Regions from separate parts of the Homo sapiens genome. Here regions 2 and 3 are each linked to region 1. A link is a loop called in an ENCODE intact Hi-C map of the cell type or tissue named here. Cell type or tissue: heart left ventricle. All regions are shown on one strand. Links, peaks and the distances in the headings refer to the core of each region. The heading gives the core; the rest is flanking DNA.

Region 1 (8,120 bases), core at 2,423-6,422:
TAGGAAGCTGTGAACAATAGAGGTAAGATGGCTCCCTTAAGGCCCCAAAGTTAGGTAATGGCTGTGCTAGGACTAGAACTGTGGTCTTCTACTTGCCAGTTGGCTTGTTACACCACTCCAGGATGTGTCTACCTGCATACACATGATTCTGCATAAATTTTTCCAAGCATCCAACCCTATGGTCCAGCAGTTCTACTCCTGGACATGTACCCAATATCCAGATGGGAGCTTATGTCCACCAAAAGACACATAACTAGATTATTCACAGCAGCATTGTTCTTAATAGCCACTGTCTATTGGAAGGAAGGAAGACAGGAAAGGAGGAAAGAAAACCCACATGTTAATCAGCAGTAGAATGGATAGATAAATTATAGTGTATTTACACAATAGAATATTACACAGCAATTTAAAAGAAAGAACTACTGACTCATGGAGCAATATGGATAAATCTCAAAAAGCATATTGTTGAGCAAAAGTAGCTAGACATAAGAAATTATGGAAAGCACTGTGTTATTTTTATGCCTGTTTGTAAGGTCCTTAAGGGCAGAGATCATTTCTCTGCATTTGTAGATCTTTAACACCAAGCACATTATTCAGCACATAATTGGTGCTCAGAGTCCAGGCACAGTGGCTCACGCCTGTAATCCCAGCACTTTGAAAGGCTGAGACAGGAGGATCGCTTGAGCTCAGAAGTTCGACACCAGCTAGATATCATAATGAGACCTCATTGCTACTAAAATTAGCTGGGTGTGGTGTTGCATACCTATAGTCCCAACTACTCAGGAGGTTGAGGCAAGAGGATTGCTTGAGCCCAGGAGTTCGAGGCTGCACTGAGCAATGAATGTGCCACTGCACTTCAGCCAGGGCAACAGAGTGAGACCTTTCCCCCCAGTCCCCCCAAAAATAGATGCTCAATGTGTATTTATTTTAATGGAGAATATATGATATGAAGAAAGACACAAAGGAAGCACCCAGTATTGTTCTGTTGAGAAAGCAGCAGGAAATATTGGGAACAATATTTTAATCCTCAGATGTTTATACCAGAGCACAGCATATGGAAACCTGAAATACTAACACAATGTTGAATATATAACTGACACTTGGCCAGCCAGGTATGATCATGATGAGACTATAGTAATTTTTCAGAACCTTTCAAAACAAGCACCACTAATGGAGTCTATTGTTTGACCCCAGAATTAATCTAAACATGATATCAACTAGATTTGATAGTTTCCTCTATTCATATTTTTTGCCTCAATGAGAAGAAAGTCTTCTCAACTCCCTCCTCTACTTCTTACTCACTGGGACAGGAGTGCTGAGTTGATCAGTCAGTTTCCAGCACACTGATTAGGTTTGCACTTTCAAAGATTTGTTTCTAGGTGTCTAAATAAGCTTATGGTGGAAGAAGACATTCTCTGGCTCCTTTTTCTCCAGCATTGCCAGGTGTGCTGGCCCTTCATTTCATGAGGATGTTGTGTTTGGGATGGAGGAGATGAAGTAGCTTTTCAATCTGCTTTGTTTCCAGGCTCCTTACACCCAACCTGTGCAGGAAAGAGGACCCTACCCCTCCATGGTTCACTGCAGTTTATTAGAGCTCTACAGTGAGGTTCAGGCCACTCCCACTATAATATAAAGCATTACTTTGCTTCATTTGGGCTTTTTATTCTCAAGGTGGGATAGCTAGACCAAGAAAGGATTTGTAAATTCTGGATCTCCTGGCCAATTGCCTTGAAAATGCTTGTAATAGGGCCACCCTCAACTAGAACCTCATTTTCATCCCTAAACACATATCGGAAGAAGTCTTTATGATCTTTCTCCCGCCATTGGTACTTCAGGCATTGACAGGTGTTATTCTGGCGTTACTGCCTATTATTTCTGAATGATTATCATGTGGAGAAACTTCTTAAAGTCTGAAGAAGAGATATGGTCATGTTTGATAAAGATTTATCTTACTAATTATAGATGAGACAAGCCACCTGAATTTGAGTCCCCAAGGAGCCTTAGGAACAAATTGTCAGTCAATTTGCAATCATCTGTAGAAGCAGTGACTGCTGAGCTCCAGTTAACATGGCTTTGTGAGGAAGCGGTTGTTCCAAAGCAAGTTCATTTCATAAAATATTGACTGAGAGAGTTTCCATTCTTCTAGTAGAGTGATCTTATCAACAGGATGAGAAGACATAGCCTGAACAATTTAAGTGGGAAAAATAGTACATGATATTATTTTATATAAAGACATTTGTGAAGTGCCCAATGTGTAATGCCGAGATGGAAAAATCACTGTTTTCCTTAATATTATATTTAAGTTACCTTTTAAAAGTTTATTATTTTGCATCTCAATTTTTTTTGAGAGGTTGAGCTATGTTTCCATTACTGTAATATCTGGGAAAGTTATATGCAGCTTATTGTCACTGAAGCTTTCCAGAAATGTTTTATTTTACCCTAGGGAAAACAAAAGGCTTGTGTTCTTTCCTTTCTTGCTGATAATATCAGTGGAGTGCACAGATTTTGACCCCTGGTACTCTTAATTTACACTGGGGCTTTTCAGATAGATGAAGTTAACTTGCCAATAGGACTTGAATTTCATGTCTTACCCTGTTATGATTTAAAGTACGTGCACATAGGATGATAGCTGATACAATGACATGACAAAAAACATATTAAGAGTTTCTGCCAGCTTTTTGTGAGGTTCTCCCAGAATACAGAAAGAAAGGCAGGAGGTAAATATACATGGAAGCACATGAGTTCATTTTGAATGGTTTTATTCTTTGTCTTCTTGCTCATTTTTACCAAACCCAGAAGTTGCCCCTTCATTGTTCAGTTGTGCTTTGAGCAAATACCCAACCATTATTGTGCAACAGGGTGTCACGAAAAGGGTGATAAATACACCATTTTGATTGCTCTTCTCGAAATTTCACAGTGAGCTGAAATAAATTTTCATTTGTTATTGGCAAGTTTTAAAATCAGACATTATGGAAATTCTTAAGAAAATTGTCTTTTACTCTTTCAGTCTTGCAATGGAATTGTTTATTCTTGATTTAATATCTACCTGTGATATAGATACAATGAAGTCCCAATATTGAGAGAAGAGATATCTCACATGGGAAAAACAGACACTGCATAGGCAAACTTTAAAGTAGTGACTTTAAATTTTGGATGAAATCATGTTGGAAATAAACCTCAGGGAATTCTTAGGAATTGTTTAACCTTCTTGTGTTGGTTTGTTGGTTGCTTTTGCAGTTTAACTCGGCTGCTAAGCAGCTGATAGAATGGGATAAGCCTCCTGTGCCAGGAGTTGATGCTGGAGAATGTTCCTCGGCAGCAGCCCAGAGCAGCACTGCCCCAAAGCACTCCGACACCAAGAAGAACACCAAAAAGCGGCACTCCTTCACTTCCCTCACTATGGCCAACAAGTCCTCCCAGGCATCCCAGAACCGCCACTCCATGGAGATCAGCCCCCCTGTCCTCATCAGCTCCAGCAACCCCACTGCTGCTGCACGGATCAGCGAGCTGTCTGGGCTCTCCTGCAGTGCCCCTTCTCAGGTAAATCCTCAAACAAGTGTTATATAAAAAGAGCTCACCCACAAAAGGATCAACTTACAAACATGTTTGCTCACTGGCTGACAAACATTGCTTATTTTGAACTTCTGAAGATAGTAACTTTTCTGGGAAGCAAAACCTGTCTTCATTTTGTAAGTGGAAAAATGGAGAAGGGAAAGCTAACTTGAGTGTATCAACCCAGAACTAACTACTCTGTCATTTTCAAAGGAAAGATCAGAACTTACAAGATGAGTTATATAATACTTACCAGTTTCACCAAGCAATCACTCAGCCTTACAGAACTTTCTCACAGTACTGCTTTGGGAGATCTTGCCAACTAAAACTTTATCTCCACCCAGATTTAAGATGCCATGGTCCAAACTCGTGACGTTTGTAGTTGCTTGTATCTATGTAACTTACCTTAATATGTAGGCTTCCCAGAATTATAGAGAAGAGAAAAAGAGCAAGGACAGAAAGAAGCATTTAATTTAAATTAGAAATTGACCTCACACTTTCTAAGTTCATTAGTTCATTACAACTTTGGACTGGTATGTAAAAAATAGCCACGCGTTATTCTTAGGTTTATAAAAATACATGGGATGACTGGGGCATTCATTCAATCATTCATTCATTCATTTGGCAGACATTTATTGAGCACTTTACTATTAGACCCTTCTAGGCACTGTGTATACCATGATATCTAAAATATAGCAATTTGCTGTGTTAGGCTTTAATTCTGCACTACAAAAAGAACCTAATTATAACCCTGCCCAAGCCACGGGGCTGCTATCATTATCCACTTAGGTGATGGCTGTATTTTGTTCAACTTAAAGGTCAAAGAATCTAGTTCAAAGCTGCCTGTCACAAGCAGAAGGAATTTCTTTCAAGTCTCATGTTTCATCTTGAAAATTCATGCAGATTTTACATTCTGCTCCACCATATAGCTATGGTGGTTTTTTTTTCTTTAAACATTAAAATGAAATTATGTCCCCTTAAAGAAAAAGAAAGAAATACCAGTCCTGGTCCTCAAAAAGTTTACATTCTAGTAAGTGCCTATTTTGGACCACAGAATGAAAATGTAAAATACAGTTTTTGATATCCCTTGCCATTTTTTTCTCAGCCTCATGTTTGTTTGTTTGTTTGTTTTTAATAGAGATGGGGTCTCACCTTGTTGCCCAGGCTGGTAACAAGCTCTTGGCCTCAAGTGAACATCCTACCTGGGCCTCCCAAAGTGGTGGGATTACAAGTATGAGCCACAGCCTCAGCCTCATTTATTTGACCCTGCTCCTTTAGATTTATACTGCGTGTTTCAAGTTAAATGCATTCACTTTCTGAATGGGATTGTGGGATTGTTGTTTTGTGGCATTTTTAGGTGGTAGGGCCATGAAACTCTTATTGAGAAATAAAGACACGCACAACGCACAACTAGAACATGAGTGCAGTGAAGGCAAGGGTCTTTGTTTTGTACACTGATTATATTCTAAGTGGCAGACATAAGACATGCAGAAAGCACTCAACATGTATTTGTTGGATGAATGAGTCACTTGAAAAATGGGTAGAGAGGGGAACCATGTCATTTTACATTTAACTAATCATATCCGTGTGAGAAAAAGACATGGATCATAGATCAGAGTAGGAAGGGCAAAGTGAGGTTAATCCAGAAAGGTTCAGAACTAAAGATTTTTGAGTAAGGTTCTGAAGGAGGGAGCTAGTGAAGATGGCCACTCACTAACAGAAAATGGAATCATTTTGATTCTGTGCTTTTTATCTTGGGACCTAGCAACATTTGCACAATGATGTTGTCTTGAAATAAAAGACAAGCTTCTGCCAAGAATAGTGACAGCTCAGAATGGGAATAGCTTTAAGAGAGTGGACAATAATCTTTTGGCATTAGAGAAAATGAAAAGAGAAAAGAAGATATACTGAGCATTTTCATCTTTTGCAGAGAGCTCAGCATTCAGGTGTGAGCATGCCTGACGTTACCACACCAGAGCTGGGAATGAAGACTATAAAAGTAGAGCTATTTTTGTTTTGGTTCAAGTAGCTTAGGAAACAAGGCTCTTTCTGTGTTCCATTAAAAGTTTCCCCTTCAACCATTCCACCCCTCCTTCCATATTCCAGTTTGTTCTGTTTTCAGTGGCAGAGTGTTGCCTCAGGGAGAAGTTATTTCTAGAAGAGGCTGGGAGGTGTTTGAAGTGCTGCCTGGTTTCTCCAGCCGAGGTTTACAGAAAACACTACTTATCTAGGGCACTGTGTACATTGGAGGGCACCCCAGGCCACAATAGAGCATTGAGCATGTGTAGCATTTGTGACGTGCAAAAACTCTTCCAACCATGGAGATCAGTGCGTATGGGGAAATGGCTCATGTAAGACCATTTAAAACAGGACTCTCCTTTTCCCCTGCCCAGCAAAGAGCCTGGCTGTAGATTTAACTGAGACCCATTGCTAAATCTGTTCCCTGCTATTGACCTGATTGCTGTCTTCCTTTTCCTTACACATGTTAACCTTTGCCTACAATTTCCTTTCCTTTTCTTTTCTTTTTTTTTGAGATGGAGTCTCACTCTGTCACCAAGGCTAGAGTGCAGTGGCACTGTCTGCTCACTGCAACCTCCGTCTCCTGGGTTCAAGCAATTCTCCTGCCTCAGCCTCCCAAGTAGCTGGGATTACAGGCGCCACCACCACACCCGGCTAGTTTTTATATTTTTAGTAGAGATGGGGTTTCACCATGTTGGCCAGGCTGGTCTCGAACTCCTGACCTCAGGTGATCCACCTACTTCAGCCTCCCCAAGTGCTGGGATTACAGGTGTGAGCCACCACGCACAGCCTCTTTTTTTTTTCTTTTTTTGAGATGGAGTTTTGCTGTTGTCTCCCAGGCTGGAGTGCAGTGGCACAATCTTGGCTCACTGCAACCTTCGCCTCCCAGGTTCAAGCAATTCTCCTGCCTCAGCCTCCTGAGTAGCTGGGATTACAGGTGTGTGCCACCACACCCGTCTAATTTTTGTAGTTTTTTAGTATAGTTAGGATTAAGTTTGGCTGAATTGATTAGAAAATTGAAAGTAAGGGGCTTAAAAATGTTAGTATTCATTTTTATCTCATCCCAATGAAATCTAGATATAGGCAGTTGGATGCTGGCATAATAGCACCACAAAGTTATTAGGGACCTCGGCACCTTCCAGCTCATGTCTACACCATATAAGTGGGTCCTTATGCCCTGGTTTCTATATGGCAATTAGAGATGTCACTGTCACGTCCAAATTGCTGGCAGCTGGAAGGTGAAAGGGACAAGTTGGAAGCCAAAGGGCTTGCTTGCTATTATATTTAGTGACTATTGAGTGATGGCTGAACTTTCAAATACATAAATTGAAAGATTACTTATAGGCAGTGCTTTCCAGGTGGGTCGCCAGATCAGATAGATGTTCATGAGTGTCTGTGACTGTGACATGAGTGTCTGTAAAAGCACATGGTGGTACAAGCAGCCAAGATGTTTTGTCTCCTCCTCTGACCACACTTAGGATATTTTTTGGCCTCCAGAGGAGTGATTCATAATATTCAGTGTTTCTATGGCATCTTTGTATTCAGTGGCCTCAGGGAAAGCAATAAACCCCCACCCCCACCTCCTTTTTGCTTACCCCAACTCTTCCCCACCTTACTTAGCCTTTCTTGCAGAGGAGACAACTAATTTTTGCAGTTCCATGAGAAAAGGGTAAGCCCAGCAGAAACTCAGGTTGTCCCTATTCAGGGCATTTATTCTAGACATACTCACCCTTCAGACTGGTTTACTTCTACTTTTTGTCCTTCTGCGTTTAGTCATTCTTTGGTGACTTTGTCTCTTCCTTTGCTGCAGTGCTAGGAAAGCCCTGTATTGAAGGGGTACTTGCAGGATTCTCCATGTCAGTGCTTCCCTGAAGTGCCTGTGATGGCAGACACCTTAGGTAGCCTCTGGTCCACCTGCTCACAGGGGCCTAGAGACATGAAGGGACTTATCCCAAAACCATGAGGTCATTAACAGCTAATTATTCTGTCTCCCACTCTGGGCTTTTAGAGAAATGTCAATCAATAATGATATCTTTCTCAGATATGTATAGGGTCAGGCCCAGGAAGTTGTATTTTGGTAAGTTTTTTTCTGCCCCAAGGGTTCCTTGATAATAATGTCTGTTACCAGTGGAGGGTGTCCATGTACTTCGCGTTTTGAACAAAGAATTGGACAAAACACACAAAGCAAGGAAAGAATGAAGCAACAAAAGCAGAGATTTGTTAAAAATGAAAGTACACGCCAGTGTGGGAGCAGCCCGAGCAGCGGCTCAAGGGCCCTGGATACCGAGTCTTCTCAGGCCCAAATACCCTCTAGAGGTTTCCCATTGGACACTTGGTATTCACCACCTGTAAATGAAGTGCTGGCCCACAATCAGTAGTTGGGGAAAGCAACCAATCAGAGGCTAAAGTGAAGTTAACAGAGTTGCACTTCTATGCAAACAAAGACTTGGCCCACAATCAATGGTTGAGGACAGCAACCAATCAGAGGCTGAAGTGAAGTTACAAAGTTATACTCCTATGCAAATGGCTGATTGGTTACAGAAAGCAAC
Region 2 (8,120 bases), core at 1,762-5,761, 180 kb before region 1:
GTACTTTCTGATGTCTTCCTTTGATATTTAGGAAAATAATTTATTTACAAACAGGAATGGTTTGCAAATAGCTTTTGTTCTAAAAGAAAAACTTCCAGTACAGGCTGTAAATCAAGATGATCAGATGCACTGTTTTCCAGAGATGAATCTCCAGATTTTAAATGTTTGGGGGACTTTATATAGAGCTTTCAAACCCTGAAGAATATATCTTCACCTCACATCTATCTTTAGAGTTGGAAGGGTGAAGACACTTGTCTATAAAAAATGAAATGAGATCCTTGGGAATTTGATGTCAGGGGGTCTCCAGGAGAGTACACTGAGCAGCGGGAACGCGAGCATTTGAGTCACATGTTCAGGCAATGAGTCCGAGGGTGTTTGGCTGCAATTCAAGTGAGCATGGCGCTGGCCTGGAGCCAGAATCATGAGCTGCAGAAACCATTTGCACTTTGGACTGCCGGGAAAGTGCCGGTGGATTTTGGAGCATGCACATACAGGTTACCTCTGCAGAGCTCACGAACTCTCTCCCTGAATTCCTGAATCACAAGCTCTTTTTTACTATTCAGTTAATTTAGTCATAGTCCCATTTCTGTGCTTCAATTTTTAACAGAAGACTTGGAACAATACTTATATTCCTATACTTCACTTAAGGGAAATATTTGAAGGGATTTTATTAATTTATGAGCTGAAAAACCATATAAACTGTTTAATAGTTCCTTGAATAAGACTTGAAGTACCAAGGTGACATTTTCCAGGCATTAGAAACTTGACAAGCAAGTCCTCTGGTTTTGATATGTCTTTGTTTTACCACATCATGAAGGGACAAAGGAGCAGGGTGTTTAAAAAACTGTTGTTATTTAATTTCTTTGTGCTTACCTGTTTATTGGAGATGATAACACAGAACCTTCCTAGGTTGGGGTGAGGATCACACATATGCCAACAACATCTGGCAGATGGTGGGCAGTCAGTAAATATTAGGTTCCTTTCTTTACCCCAAAGTTGACCTGAAAGCTCTGAAATATGTTATTCCAGGCCATTCATTAACTATCAAATAAAAACCAATGATTTCTTAGAACACCAGAAATGTCTAAGAGCACAAGGATAACCCTCCTCATGGGTTCAGGATCATGAGGCAAACTGAGGAATATTTTAAAACTATAAAGTATATAAATAATACAAGAATAAAAAGACAATCCAGTTATTCAGAATAAACAGAGACCTTCTATAACTACACCACAAAAAGACCAATAACTCAATTTAAAAATGGGCAAAGGATCTGAATAGACATTTCTCCAAAAAAGGTGGCTGACAAGCACATGAAAATATGTTCATCATCACTGCCCATCCGGGACATTGACATCAAAATCACAAAGAGATACCATTTCACATCCACTACGATGGCTGCAATTTAAACATAGATAATAAGTGTTGGCAAGGGTGCGGATAAATTGGTACCCTCATACACTGCAGATGGGAATATGAAATGGTGCAGGCACTTAGGTAGACAGTGTAACATTTCCTCAAAAGGTTAAACATAGAGTTACCACATGACTCAGCAATCTCACTCCAGGTATACACCTAAGAGAAATGAAAACCTGTCTGAATCTGCATAACAGCAATACTCATAATAGCTAAAAAAATAGAAACAAGCCAAGTGTCTATCAACTGATAAATGGATAAACAAAATATGATATAGCCATACAATGGAATATTATTCAGCAACAAAAATAATGAGGTACTGATACAACATAGGTGAACCTTAAAAATATTATACTAAGTCAAAGAAACCGGTAACAAAAGGCCACATATTATGTAATTCCTTTTATACAGAATGTCTAGAACGGATTAATCTCCAGAGGCAGAAAGTAGTTTAGTGGTTTACTAGGGGGTGGAGGTGGGGAGCATCGTTGGGGTGTGCCTTAGATTCCTAGGGCTGCTGAATAAAACTGGGTGGCTTAGGACAACCGGAACGTATTCTCGCCATTCTGGAGGCTGGAGGTCTGAAGTCAGCGTTGGCAGGGCCACGGTCCCTCTGGAGGACTCAGGGAAGAACACTTTCTTGCCTTGTCTTGCTTCTGGGGTTTGCCCCCAAATCCTTGGCATTCCTTAGTTTGTAGCTGCTTCACCGCAATCTCTGTCTCCATCTTCACACGGTCTTCTCCCCTGTGTGTCTCTGTCCCTGCATCCAAATTGCAGTCTTATAAGGATGCCAGTCATGTTGGATTCAGGACCAACCCTAATCCAGTATGACCTCATCTTTACTTGATTACATCTGCAAAGACCTCACTTCCAAACTGGGTCACATTCACAGGTTCTGGAGGTGAGGGCTTGAACATAATCTTTTTGGAGGGGACACAATCCAACCCACAGCCTGGGTGTGGAAAATGAGGAGTGACTGCTACTGCAGGAGAGTTTCTTTGGGGGATGATGAAAACGTCCTAAAATTAATTGTGAGGGTGGTTGCCCCACTCTTATAAGCATGCTAAAGAAAATCCCACTGACTTGTACATTTTAAATGGGTGAATTGTGTGGTATATGAATTATAGCTCAATAAAACTGTCATCATAAAGCAAAACTCTAAACAATGATCCTGCCCTCCGGTAGTTTATGGTTTAGTTAAGGAAACCAGTTTGCTCACATCAAGCAAGTGAACAACAGAAGTCCCTACAGAATGAAACATAAGGTTGTGCCACATAATGATAGATATCGTAGATGCTTAGAAAGGAAGGAGATAAACGAGAGTAGCCTAATCCCAGAGCACTTCATAGATAAGGTGTGATTTAAATGAAACCTTGAAATATGAGTAGAATTTAAAATTACTTCTCCGGGCATTTAGAATGGCTTGAAATTCCCTCAATACCAGTGTTCTCTCTCTTTTTTTTTTTTTTTTGAAATGGAGTCTCACTCTGCCGCCCAGGCTGGAGTGCAGTGGCACCATCTCAGCTCACTGCAACCTCCACCTCCCAGGTTCAAGCGATTCTCCTGTCTCAGCCTCCCGAGTAGCTGGGACTACAGGTGCCCACCACCACGCCCAGCTAATTTTTCTATTTTTAGTAGAGATGGGTTTTGCCATTTTGGCTAGGCTGGTCTTGAACTCCTGACCTCAGGTGATCTGCTGGCCTCGGCCTCCCAAAATGCTGGGATTACAGGCGTGAGCCACCATGCCTGGCCTAGCATTCTCTTTTGTCTCCAGCTTTTATTCGTCTGGTCCCTGTGCCCTGAACACTCCTCCTGGCCACTGGCTCCCTGGGGCTATGTCTGGCTTCTGTGCTGGGTCCCAAGCTGGGGATGCCAGCAGTGCAGCAATTGCCTGCATGGCGGGGTAGGAGGGACTGTCCTGTGTTTCTGTGCCTCCCAGGGGAGGTGTGGAGCCTGGGCTTTGCTAAAACGGAGATTCAATGCGAGTCCGCTGATTCTGGGGAGAGAACAGTTTGCTGATATTTTAGATATGCCCCTGGGAAGAATCAGAGAGACTGGAATTCTGTCTCTGCAACAGTCTTTAAGGAGAAATCGGAACCTACCCCTTGCAAGAAGCTAGGACTAAGCCCACGGTGGGGAGAGGAAGAAACTGAAGAAGCCAGGAGCAGGGTGATTCTAGGAGGGCCCTCTGGTTGTTGCCGTATGGACTGAAGAGGATTTTTTCCACTGGGGGCAGTAAAGAGTTGGTTTTGCATCCTGTTCTGGACTCTGTGTAGATAATAGTAAGATGATTTTCTTTCTGGCAATGGCCTGTTTCCTGCAGACCCTGCCAGTTGCTGTGGACACAAGCAAGAGGTTTCACCCGTTTACCTGTCTACGTTTCCCATCAGACCATAAGCAATCTGAGGGCTGGAACTGAGTCTTGCTTGTTACAGTGTTCTCTGACAAAGTGCAGCTCCTGGGGCTTGGTGGTCCTCAGTATATCTTATTGTACGTATATGTTAGTTTATTTCTAACTCTTAGGCACCGATTTCTTGTTTTACTTAATACACCCACTTAATATTGTCATAATTTCTGAAGAAAAATAGTCACTTGTAGAATGTTGTGAACAGAATAAATCTTGATAGAGAACTATTTTCATACCATTGTACAAAGGTCAAGTAAAAATTAAGATAATGGCCAGGCGTGGTGGCTCATGCCTGTAATCCCAGCACTTTGGGAGGCCGAGGCAGGTAGATCACCTGAGGTCAGGAGCTGAAGACCAGCCTGGTCTTGTGAAACCCCATCTCTACTAAAAATACAAAAAACTAGCTGGGCATGGTGGTGGGCACCTGTAATCCCAGCTACTCAGGAGGCTGAGGCAGGAGAATCCCTTGAACCCGGGAGGCAGAGGTTGCAGTGAGCTGAGATCGAGCCATTGCACTCCAGCCTGGGCAACAACAGTGAAACTCTGTCTCAAAAAAAAAAAAAAAAAAAAAAATTAAGATAATACATTAATAATTATTTTAAGTAATGCTGTTAACATTACCTGAAGGCCATCATCATTATGTTATGCAGCATATTTTCTTATATTATACCACTTATGTAAATTTCTTTTTCTTCCAAGAAGAATGTTGAGTGTTTTACAACAAATAACATATAAAAATGAGGTCGGACACGGTGGCTCACGCCTGTAATCCCAGCACTTTTGGGAGGCGGAGGCCGGTGGATCACCTGCGGTCAGGAGTTCAAGACTAGCCTGGCCAACATGGTGAAACCCTGTCTCTACTAAAAATACAAAAATTGGCCAGGCACGGTGGCCAGCGCCTGTAGTCCCAGCTACTCAGGAGGCTGAGACAGGAGAATTGCTTGAACCCGGGAGGCAGAGGTTGCAGTGGGCCAAGATCGTGCCATTGCACTCCAGCCTGGGTAACAAGAGCAAAATTCCATCTCAAAAAAAAAAAAAAAAAAAATAGGCCATAGATTCTCAAACTTAACTGAGCATTAGGATACCTGGGATGTTTGTGTAGAATGCAAATTTCTGAATCTCACTTCTGGAGTTTCTGATTAACAAGTCTGTGAGGGGTCTGAAAATCAGCATTTTTAACAGACACCTACAATGATTCTGATACAGGTGTTCCCAGGCCACACTTTGAGAAAAACTGCAATAGAATCCCCAAGCTGAAAATCAGGATCTAAGAGAAGTCATATAAACATGATGGAACTGAAAGGGTCAATACAGTGGCTCTCACTGAGTTTACAGTTATTTTGAGGTTCTTGGCCACTCTTACAGAGAGAGAGAGAGACAGAGAAAGGGAGAGATGATAGTTTACATGGCTCTTATTATTGAAAAAGTAGAATATACTAGTTCCTTAGGGGAAAAGAAAGTATTTTCCTAATATCAGATACTAAAAAGTATTTTTTTTTTTTGAGACGGAGTCTCACTTTGTCACCCAGGCTGGAGTGCAATGGCGCCATCTCGTCTCACTGCAACCTCCGCCCTCCAGGTTCAGGCGATTCTCCTGCTTCAGCCTCCCAAGTAGCTGGGATTACAGGCACCCACCACCATACCCGGCTAATTTTTGTGTTTTTAGTAGAGACGGGGTTTTGCCATGTTGGCCAGGCTGCTCTTGAACTCCTGACCTCAGGTGATCCACACGCGTTGGCCTCCCAAAATGCTGGGATTACAGGCGTGAACCACCGTGCCTGGCATTAAAAAGTGTTTCTTGCAAGGGGACTTTACAGAGAGATTTACTCCAAGGGATACTTCCAAGGCTGGACACAGGAAAGGATGTTTGCTGAATGGGAGGTTACCAGTGGCTCTGTTCTCAGGAATGCAGCAGTGGGAACAAGGATAAAGTCACATGCAGATTAAGTTTTGTTCCACAAATATTGATTTGCCATTTACTATGTGCCAGATATTCTACTAAACATTTGTGAAACAGAGAGTAAGACAGGTCCTGCTCCCGAGAAGCTGATGAGCAAGTGACACAGGGGCTGGCAGCAGAAGCCAAAGGTTGTGCCCTGAGCACACAGCCGCCCTAACAAGTGGGCAGAGTTCAGGTCTAGAAAGTGGGCTGTGCAGGAGAGTTGCCCAACATGTGATTGGAAAGTGCTGAGACGTTTGGACCGAGGCAAGAAACTGCACCTTTTACTAGGGTGAACTTTTCACATGGGTCTTAACTCTGCTTACGGAATCCAGGGCCTCGCCTGACAGGAGCCACACCAGGCCGGAGACGGCATCTTAAGTGGTGATGTCAATCGTCATGTCCAGCGGATGATGACCGGCTTTCCACATGAATTAGGTTCCAGATTAGCATGTGAGGAAAAAAGCATGTTTAATCCAAATTCCTCTAACAAAACTCCTTATATTGTCGATTAAGTGAAGTATACATACACACAATATTTGTAGACCTATACAGTATAATAATCAATAGAACATATGCAAAATATAACTTTTATAGTATTTTATGTTACATCATTTCAATTATTTCCCTCTCTGTACCCACTGTCCAAGCACAAATATCTGCTTCACATAAGTTAAATGCACGTATAATGAGATGTCACTGCAAGAGATCATGGCTTCCATGGAATTCTTCTTTTGCAACAACTACAAAAACAGATTTCATAGGAACTGGTACTTACAGCCCTCTTCAATAAAAACTGAATGCTAAACACTGAACTGTAAGCCAGTTAAGATGATTTTAGCACTAAGCACTCAGTAAATAGGTTCTACAGTAGAGTGTTCAGCAGGCTAACTTGAATTAAGTAGAATTTACAGAGCCTAGAATTGCTGAATTCTAGATGCTTCATCTCTATTGACACTCCCAAAATATTGCCATTCAATAGGGCTCTTTGTAAGACTAGGCTGCTGTGTTAGTCTGTTCTTATGCTGCTAATAAAGACATACCCCAGACTGGGGAATTTATAAAGGAAAGAGGATTAATGGACTCACAGTTCCACATGGCTGGGGAGGCCTCACAATCATGGTGGAAGGCAAAGGAGGAGCAAAGTCACATCTTACATGGCAGCAGGCAAGAGAGCTTGTGTAGGGGAACTCACCTTTATAAAACCATCAGATCTCATGAGATTCATTCACTATCAAAAGAACAGCATGAGAAAGACCCACCCCTATGATTCAATTACCTTCCACTGGGTCCCTCCCATGACATGTAGGAATTATGGGAGCTACAATTCAAGATGAGATTTGGGTGGGGACACAGCCAAACCATATCAGCTGGCAAAAAGCTTAACCATTTGCTCCCTGGTAAGGGCTGCAGTGCTGGTGTTCTCTATTGCTAATTCAAATCAGCTCTTTTTAGGAAGCCAAAAGAGGTGATTATAGAGGTGATCTTCAAATACGGAAGTTGTGGAGCCTAGCCTATGATTTTGACAGAGTAGAAAGGTATCCCACATTCACAAAGAGTGGCCACATAAATATACATTTTTCTCAGGAACAGCTTTGGACTCACCTTAGTATTTAAACAAATGTTACCCTGAGACCCTGGATTCCTCACCCTATAAAGCAAGGCAGAAATAGTTTTGGTCTGGAAAAAGTTTCAAAATAGATGCTACTGGCTGTGCACCATGGACATATAAAGGCTTCATGAGTGGCCTGTTTGGTGGTGAGCAATGTGGCTTATCTGTTGTGGCCATTAGAATAAATTAGTCTTAAAATATATTAGGTTTCTGATCCCAGCCTGTCTCCAACTTGCTTTCATTGCACGGCTGGGTTCTTGCCTCATGTACACACCCTCCCTGACACCTGAACATCAGCAGCCGTTGTATTAAGGTCCTTTCTTTTCTGTGTTGACAGCTCATAGTGACCTCACTTTGTCAACAGTGGGGATAGGCTAGCTACTTTACACCTAATCACCTATGGATGGAATTCTAAAGCAGCATTGTCCCAGAGAGCCTAGAATTACAGGATGTAAAGCTTGAAAATACTTGAAACCATCACAGAATGATTCTATTACTTTCATGAGTTCTTAACACAAATTATCTTACCCTGATAGCAAAGTGTAGCTGTTAATCATGATTTGGCTTATATAAGAAGTTTACTTTATTATTTAACTTGTGGAGATTATGGCTCAATTTGCTTTCATACTTGCATGTTTTTACCAAGCTTGAGATACACACACAGATTGGCTGCCTCTGAAGTCAACCTGCTGGGCCAGCCTAAGGGTTTGGATTTCTATGGTACCTGCTTGGAGGTTGATTTGGAG
Region 3 (8,120 bases), core at 1,762-5,761, 77 kb after region 1:
CAACTTTCTGTGCCCCACATAAATGAGATAAAACCTGGGGAAAGGAGTGTTGGTTTAAATCAGAAAGGCTCTGGTTTTTATTTGATACTAAACAAATCATGCAGTTTACAAGTCTGTGACACTCTAAGAGTTAACTAGCAGTTTTGTTTTTTTTCTTTTTTTTGAGACGGAGTTTCACTCTTGTTGCCTAGTCTAGAGTGCAATGGCGCAATCTCGGCTCACCGCAACCTCTGCCTCCCAGGTTCAAGCAATTCTCCTACCTCAGCCTCCCGACTAGCTGGGATTACAGGCATGCGCCACCATGCGCAGCTGATTTTTGTATTTTTAATAGAGACAGGGTTTCTCCATATTGGTCAGGCTGGTCTCGAACTCCCGACCTCAGGTGATCCGCCTGCCTCGGCCTCCCAAAGTGCTGGGATTACAGGCGTGAGCCACTGTGCCCGGCCTAATCAGCAGTTTTTAACATGCTACACAGGGTCTGGGAAAGACAGCTGCCAAGTTGGGGGCTTTGAAAATATGAGACATCTGTAAATAATAACCTTTGGGTATTTCACCTGTGTTTGCTTCTTTATATTACTTTTGTGTGTGTGTGTGTGTGTTTTGAGACAGAGTGTCTTGTCACCCAGGCTGGGGTGCAGTGGCGTGATCTCGGCTCACTGCAACCTCCACCTCCTGGGTTCAAGCAATTCTCCTGCCTCAGCCTCCCTCAGGCACTTGCCACAATGCATGGCTAATTTTTGTATTTTTAGTAGAGACGGAGTTTTGCCATGTTGGCCAGGCTGGTCTTGAACTCCTGACCTCAGGTGATCCACCCGCCTCGGCTTCCCAAAGTGCTGGGATTATAGGCGTGAGCCACCATGCCTGGCATATATTACTTTGTTCTAAAATTAATTTAGATCTGGCATCCTCTTTTTGTCCCTCAAATGTTATTTTACCAAAACATATATTATTGGGACAAGAGGCAAATTGCATGGCCAAGTTGAATGACGTTATTCCCCACTCTGACAGCTTTTGTTTTTAACTCTAGAATTTGTACATATGGCTTTGGAAACCTCATCCAACACTAAGTAATGAACATACATGAGGATACTATGTATTTTTCAACCTGCAAGCCCAAGATTTCAAATTCTTTGGTTTATCGCAGAGAACACATCTCTCAAATTGTCTTCAAGGAGCACTGCAGGAGGTACAATCCATTCCCCACTAACCCAGGAAGACTGTCTGAATTTTTTCAGAGGGAAGATGGGTGGGGGAGAAGTGGGGATGGTTAATGGGTACAAAAAAAAAAAATAGAAAGAATGAATAAGACCTAATATTTGATAGCACAACAGGGTGACTATAGTCAATAATAATTTAACTGCACTTTTAAAAATAATGAAAAGAGTATAACTGGATTGTTTATAACATAAAAAATAAATACTTAAGGGGACAGATACCTCGTTTTCCATGAGGTGATTATTATGCATTGCATACCTGTATCCAGAGTATCTCATGCAACCCATAAATATATACACCTACTATGTACCCACAAAAATTAAACATTAAAAAGTTAATCTTTTTAATGTTTAATTTTTTTTTTTGAGACAGGCGTGGTCTTGGCTCACTGCAACCTCTGCCTCCTGGGTTCAAGCAATCCTAGTGCCTCAGCCTCCGGAATAGCTGGGATTACAGGCCTGTGGCACCACGCCCAGCTAATTTCTGTATTTTTAGTGGAGACAGGGTTTTGCTATGTTGGCCAGGCTGAACTCCTGACCTCAGGTGATCTGCCTGCCTTGGCCTCCCAAAGTGCTGAGATTACAGGCATGAGGCACTGTGCCTGGACAGAAAGTTTTTAAAAAAAATTTGTTCAGAGGGAACCCATTTCCTCTTCTGCTACACAGACAGCCAGGCCTGACTTGCACTGTTTCTATCCCCCCACAAAAAAAGCAACAACATCACCGAGAAGATAGTTCTGTTTGTCTTGATGATCAACATAGATCTGTATAGTTGATTTTGTGCCAGCAACAGGCTCCAGTCACAACAACATGAGATTCCAGGCCTTTTTGCCTGCCATGCTGGACACAGACTGGGCCATAGAGAATAGGAGAACCCGTGTGTTCTTCTGAGTTGTCTGTGAAGAAAAATACACGGGGAGAGGGGTAGACGTGAGTTCCTGGAAGAGTGGAGATGTGTGGGGAATTCTCCAGCGTTCCTTAATTAGAAACACGACTCAGTGATGTTCTTTGGAGCCCAAGACCCCAGGAGGCACTGAGTCCAGTGGTCCCAGGAAGCTAAAAATGAGGGCAAGAGTCAGCGTGGCTTTAAAAATCTCTGATCACTCATCCCCCAGAATGAAATCTGGGACTCAAAAGCTCTGATGGAAATGAAGCAGACTTTAGGAGGTCTGGTTTCGGGGGTGCTCCAGGAGCTGAATGTGAAATGTTATTTGTTCCAGAAAGTCCTGGCAACTTGGCGCAGCGAATTTGATCAGCACCATACGTACGACCTGTCTCAGGAACGGTGCCATGTGTGTGACTAGGACTGCAAAGCAGCTTGTGTTCGTGGGGGAAATGACAGGCACAGGAAGGAAAAGCTGAGAACACTGAAACGGTTCCTAATCGTGCAGTGGGGAAAGGAGGGCGACTGCCGCGCAGAGTGGCACGTTGGCTGGAAGAGGGGATTGATCAGCAGTGCTGGCAGGAACAGCATAGGCTTGTCGTGTGATCTAACAGAAGAGGCAGCAATCTGGAGGCGCCCCAGATCAGAGAAGAGACATCAAGCCCCAGGAGAAATGGATTTCCTTTCTCCCCACCCATCAGCTGGGTAGGAAGCCCGAAGGAGCCTTTCATGGAACTATGGGAAGGGCTCCTCTGACGCAGAGGGGATGAACTGGAAGCAAGATGCTGACTGTTTCCAAAGGCTTGACAGTCAGAAGCAGGCAGGCTTCAGCCTATTGAGATACTTTACCCAAGAGGATTTCCGCTTAGGTTCTGTCTTGAAAGAAATATTCGCTCCCAAATTTCCTCCCATCAAGAGTGCTTCTCCCTACAGAAGGCTAAGGCTCACAGGTTGTCCCCAGGGACACATTTCTTTCAAGTAGGATGACTGGTATGTTTAGACTGAAAAGCTGATTTACTGGAAGATTGCTATCACCCCCTGGCCTACCATGTCGTTGGTGTGGCCAGTGTTTATCAGACAGTGGTGTTTCCAGCTTAGGCCTGAATGGAAGAAGAAACTGAAAGAAGAAATAAAAAGAGAGATGCGCCGGGCATGGTGGCTCATGCCTGTAATCCCAGTGCTTTGGGAGGCCGAGGTGGCAGACCACTTGAGGTCAGGAGTTCAAGACCAGCCTGGCCAACATGGTGAAACCCCGTCCCTACTAAAAATACAAAAAATTAGCTGGGTGTGGTGGCGTGTGCCTGTGGTCCCAGCTACTCCGGAGGCTGAGGCAGGAGAATTGCTTGAACCCGGGAGGCGGAGGTTGCAGTGAGCCAAGATTGTACCACTGCACTCCAGCCTGGGCAACAGAGTGATACTCTCTCAAACAAGACAAAACAAACAAAAAAGAGGAGGCTCGGCACGGTGGCTCACGCCTGTAATCCCACCACTTTGGTAGGCTGAGGCTGGCATATCACTTGAGGTTGGGAGTTCGAGACCAGCCTGACCAATATGGAGAAACCCCATCTCTACTAAAAATGCAAAATCAGCCAGGTGTGGTGGCGCATGCCTGTAATCCCAGCTACTCAGAAGGTTGAGGCAGGAGAATCGCTTGAACCCGGGAGGCAGAGGTTGCGGTGAGCCAAGATCACGCCATTTTACTCCAGCCTAGGCAACAAGAGCAAAACTCCATCTCAAAAAAAAAAAAAAAAAAATGGAGAGAGAGATGTTTCTCAGCTTTGGGAAATGCTGACTTTTCCAGCACACCTTTGCTCAGAAAAGCCCTATGATATAAAGTGTCATAGGAACCTTGTCCTTGGAACCAAGCCTAGCCTAGGCTCAGGGACATCATGTGGGAGTGACATAAAGGAGGCTCCTCTGTCACTGTGCTTGGGTTACAAGTAATTCTCGACATGGGAGCATGTTGATTTCTAACCATCGGTGGCGGAGCTGTGACTTCCCAAGCTGGTGGCTGACCTCAAGAGGACTATTATAGACACTGTGGGACCACGGCCTGAGAAAAGAATGGCTACCTCCCTCTCTATCCCATGACCTCTAACGGCCCGGTCACCACCATGGCCTTTTGTTCCTGGAGAGGGACAGGAACTTTGGAAAGTGGGGTCGCTCTATTGCTTCTGCAGGTCATCTTCCCAGACTTGCCTAAGCCTCAGAATCTCAGTCTTCTGCTCTGTTTTGCACGTCTTTTTTGAAAGGTTTTTAAAAATTACAATCTACTGTACAGAAGAAAATAATACACAGAAAATAATTTTAGAAAATAATACAACAGATATCTAAGTATCCACCACCCAGATTGGACAACATATTAACATTTTGCCCCATCTATATCAGATATTATTTATTTTCTTTTTTACTTATTTTTGAGACAGAATCTCGCTCTGTCGCCCAGGCTGGAGCGCAGTGGTGTGATCTCAGCTCACTGCAACCTCTGCCTCCCAGGTTCAAGCGATTCTCCTGCCTCAGCCTCCCGAGTAGCTGGGACTAGTGGTGTGCACCACCATGCCCAGCTAACTTTTGTATTTTTAGTAGAGACAGGGTTTCACCATGTTGGCCAGGATGGTCTCGATCTCTTGATCTCGTGATCCGCCCGCCTCAGCCTTCTACAGTGCTGGGATTACAGGCATGAGCCACCTCGCCCAGCCTATTTTTATTTTTTTTAAGACATGGTCTTGCTCTGTCACCCAGGCTGGAGTGCAGTGGCACGATCTTGGTTCACTGTGGCCTTGACCTTCCAGGTGCAAGCAATCCTCCCATCTCAGCCTCCTGTGTAGCTGGGACTACAGGAGCATACTGCCACACTTGGCTGATTAAAACATTTTTTCTTTCTGCAGAGACAGGGTCTTACCATGTTGCCTAGGCTGGTCTTGAACTCCTGGGCTCAAGTGATTCCCCTGCCTCCGGCTCCCAAAGTAATGGGATTACAGGCATGAGCCAGCATGCCCAGCCTATATCAGATTTTTTTAAAATTGCAGATAGAATTAAAAACTTGCTTATCTATTTTTAGTAGAGGGAAAAACCTAAATAAGTTTAATTCTAGTAAGTTGCTGACTCTACACAACAACTTCCTTTCAGTCTTCAGATAATGGAAACTTTGTGGATTTATGCACAGCACCCAAACCCCAGAGATCTGCCCCAACAGAAAGATTGCCAACAAAATGTTTGTCTTAATACTTGAACAAATTTTTCTCAAACTTACATTGTATATTTTTCTCCACCAGTTTGCTAAATGTCCACAAGGTTAATACCCGCCCAGCCAAATGAAAAGACCACTGGGATCAGGTGCGGTGGCTCACACCTGTTATCTGTTCCAGCTACTTGGGGAGGCTGAGGTGGGAGGATCGCTGTAGCCTGGGAAATCGAGGCCGCAGTGAGCTATGATCAAGCCACTGCACTCCAGCCTGGCCAACAGCGCAAGAGCCTGCTCTAAAAAATCAAAATAAAAAAAAAAAGAGCATTGGGTCTCCAAAGGTAACAGGTGTGAAATACACCTTAGCCTACTCAGAATTTTGCCCCATGAAATAAGTAAGGATTATTAAATATTTCTGGAAACTCAAACAACTCTTTAAACAATGTTCACAATTTTTCAATGTCCACATCAGCCAAACCCACGGAAAGCTAAGCATTAATTCACCTACTGTTGGAGAGGCTAGACTATTTAAGGAATCTCTCCTGAATTCTAGTCCTGAATTTCCAATGCAACTCGTGTCCACTAGAATGTTCTGTGAATGTTTCAAGCTTGAAACGCCTGCAGCCAAACTTGTTTTCTTTCCATCCAATTATATCCTCTTTCCAATGTTCCCCTTTTTTCATTAAAGGCACCACTATTCTTCCAGCCATCCTGATTCACAGCCTCAGAGCTGGCCTCAATTTCCTTGTCTCCTTCGTCTTCCACATCCAATTATTCACTAAATCCTGTTGAATTTTTCTCAAAATATTTCTTGCACCTGTTTACTCCATTCTGCTCCCACTGCCACCTTTCTAATGAAGTATTTTCCACCTGTGTGTTTCGGCTCCTGCAGCAGATTCTGCATCTCCCCTTTCTCCTTTCAATGAATTATCAGTATCAGATTAATCTGCTGAAAGAAGCACTGTGTGCCATCCTGCTCAACATAATTCAGTGATTCCCAGATGGCTTACCAAATAACAGCTTTTAAAAAAATCCAGAACCTTCAGTGATCTTCACGATCTTTATATGTCCACCTTCCTAGACACATCCCACATTAGGAACCCATTGAAACCTCTGCCCCAGGCGCATGGCACTACTGGCTTGCTAATTCTGATTCCTGTTCAAGTATTTCTTTGGCCTAAGTATTCCTTCCCCTCCTTCACTACATGAACCAATCTTCATGGTGCTTAATATGAACCAGATCATCTGGTGGGCCTCTAATACAACAGTGAACAAGACAGAAACAACCCCTGCCTCCATATACTCCTTACAGCCTAGTGGAGAAAACAAAAGATGAACTGGCAGTTGGCATGCCAGGCTGTGCAGGAAGAACTGTGACAAGGAAAGACAAGGCTGAGGTGGGCGGATCACTTGAGGTCAGGAGCTCAAGACCAGCCTGGCCAACATGGTGAAACCCTGTCTCTACAAACAAAAAAAAAAATTAGCTGGTGTGGTGGTGGGCGCCTGTAGTCACAGCTACTCAGTAGGCTGAGGTGGGAGAATCTCTTGAACCCAGGAGGTGGAGATTGCAGTGAGCTGAGATTGTGCCATTGCACTCCAGCCTAGGTGACAGAATGAGACGCTGTCTCAAAAAAAAAAAAAAAAAAGGCCAGGACCCCAGAGCCAGGCATGGGGATTCAGAGCAGGCTTTTCAGAGGAAGGGATACCCAACCAAGTTTTGATCTGTTCTTCATGATGGCTAGTGAGGTGAAGGAGAGGGAGAAGGGTCAGAAAAGAACTCTACAGCAGAGAGAATCATCCTGCTCAGCCCCTATCCAACCTTTAATGCCCACCTCAAATGCCTTCCTTTTTTTTTTTTTTTTTTTTTGAGATGGAGTCTCGCTCTGTCACCCAGGCTGGAGTACAGTGGCACCATCTTGGCTCACTGCAACCTCTGCCTCCTGGGTTCAAGTGATTCTCCTGCCTCAGCCTCCCGAGTAGCTGGGATTACAGGTGCCTACCACCATGCCCGGCTAATTTTTGTATTTTTTAGCACAGACAGGGTTTCACCATATTGGCCAGGCTTGTCTTGAACTCCTGACCTCAGGTGATCCGGCTGCCTTAGCCTCCCAAAGTATTGGGATTACAGGCATGAGCCACTGCGCCCAGCCTCAAATGCCTTCTTGACCAGGCCGGTGGTGTACTGTGAGAACACAGACTTAAAGTCATCCAGAAACAAATCCTAACCCTGCCTCTGCTGCATGCTAGTTGTGTACATGACCACGCAAAATTTGCTCATTCTCAATATGAGTCAATCTCTGAATCTGTAAAAATACTCTTTCTTTTGACAGGGTCTCCCTCGGTTGCTCAGGCTGGTGTGCAGTGGCATGATCACAACTCACTGCAGCCTCGACTTCCTGGGCCCAAGCTATCCTTCCACCTCAGCCTCCTGAGTAGCTAGGACTACAGGCGTGCACCACTATAACCACCTAACTAAAAGACAATTTTTTTGTAAGGGTGGGGTCTCACTATGTTGCCCAGGCTGGTCTCAAACCTCTGGGCTCAAGCGATCTTCCTACCTCAGCCTCCCAAAGTGCTGGGATTACAGGCATGAGCCACTGTGCCCAGCAGAAATACTCTTACATTACAGAGTTTATTCATTAAATAAATATTAAGCACAAGAACCACATACTCTTCTCCGTGATAAGGATACACTTAAGAATAGGATAGAAATCTTGGCTCTTATGGTGCTTACATTCTAGTAAGGAAAAGGTGACAGTAAATAAGATAAATATGTACATTATGGAGTATATTGGAGGGTGATGGATTCTATGGGGAAAATACGTCAGAGAAGAGAGAG

What was found. Peaks named below come from ENCODE experiments on the same cell type or tissue, not always from the same donor. Only the 100,000 strongest peaks of a DNase experiment are listed, where the experiment ranks them.
Region 2: a loop joins it to region 1, with 2.0 times the contacts of the local background. A loop is called at or near these places in 2 of 110 quality-filtered maps.
Region 3: it touches region 1 in a loop (1.9-fold over the local background); 2 of 110 quality-filtered maps call a loop at or near these places.

Annotation. Positions count from the first base shown.
Region 1 is chr4:169,131,738-169,139,857 of GRCh38, reverse strand. It overlaps SH3RF1 (SH3 domain containing ring finger 1), which reads left to right. Exons shown (of 12, transcript NM_020870.4): 5 at 3,238-3,540. Among named protein-coding and RNA genes, the nearest start is that of CBR4-DT, 130 kb to the right of the region's middle. In heart left ventricle, for the core only: no CTCF peak of the experiment used is centred there; no DNase peak of the experiment used is centred there; H3K27ac peaks cover 1,301 bases.
Region 2 is chr4:169,307,362-169,315,481 of GRCh38, reverse strand. The region is part of intron 2 of LOC105377529 (a long non-coding RNA gene); the gene reads left to right. Among named protein-coding and RNA genes, the nearest start is that of SH3RF1, 40 kb to the right of the region's middle. RefSeq lists an enhancer at 3,319-3,867. In heart left ventricle, for the core only: a CTCF peak has its summit at 3,620; a DNase peak (open chromatin) is centred at 3,308.
Region 3 is chr4:169,054,487-169,062,606 of GRCh38, reverse strand. LOC105377527 (a long non-coding RNA gene) reads left to right here. Exons shown (of 5, transcript XR_939429.3): 4 at 1,028-1,186; 5 at 2,435-3,551. Among named protein-coding and RNA genes, the nearest start is that of CBR4-DT, 48 kb to the right of the region's middle. In heart left ventricle, for the core only: no CTCF peak of the experiment used is centred there; a DNase peak (open chromatin) is centred at 4,186; H3K4me3 peaks cover 431 bases; H3K27ac peaks cover 3,076 bases.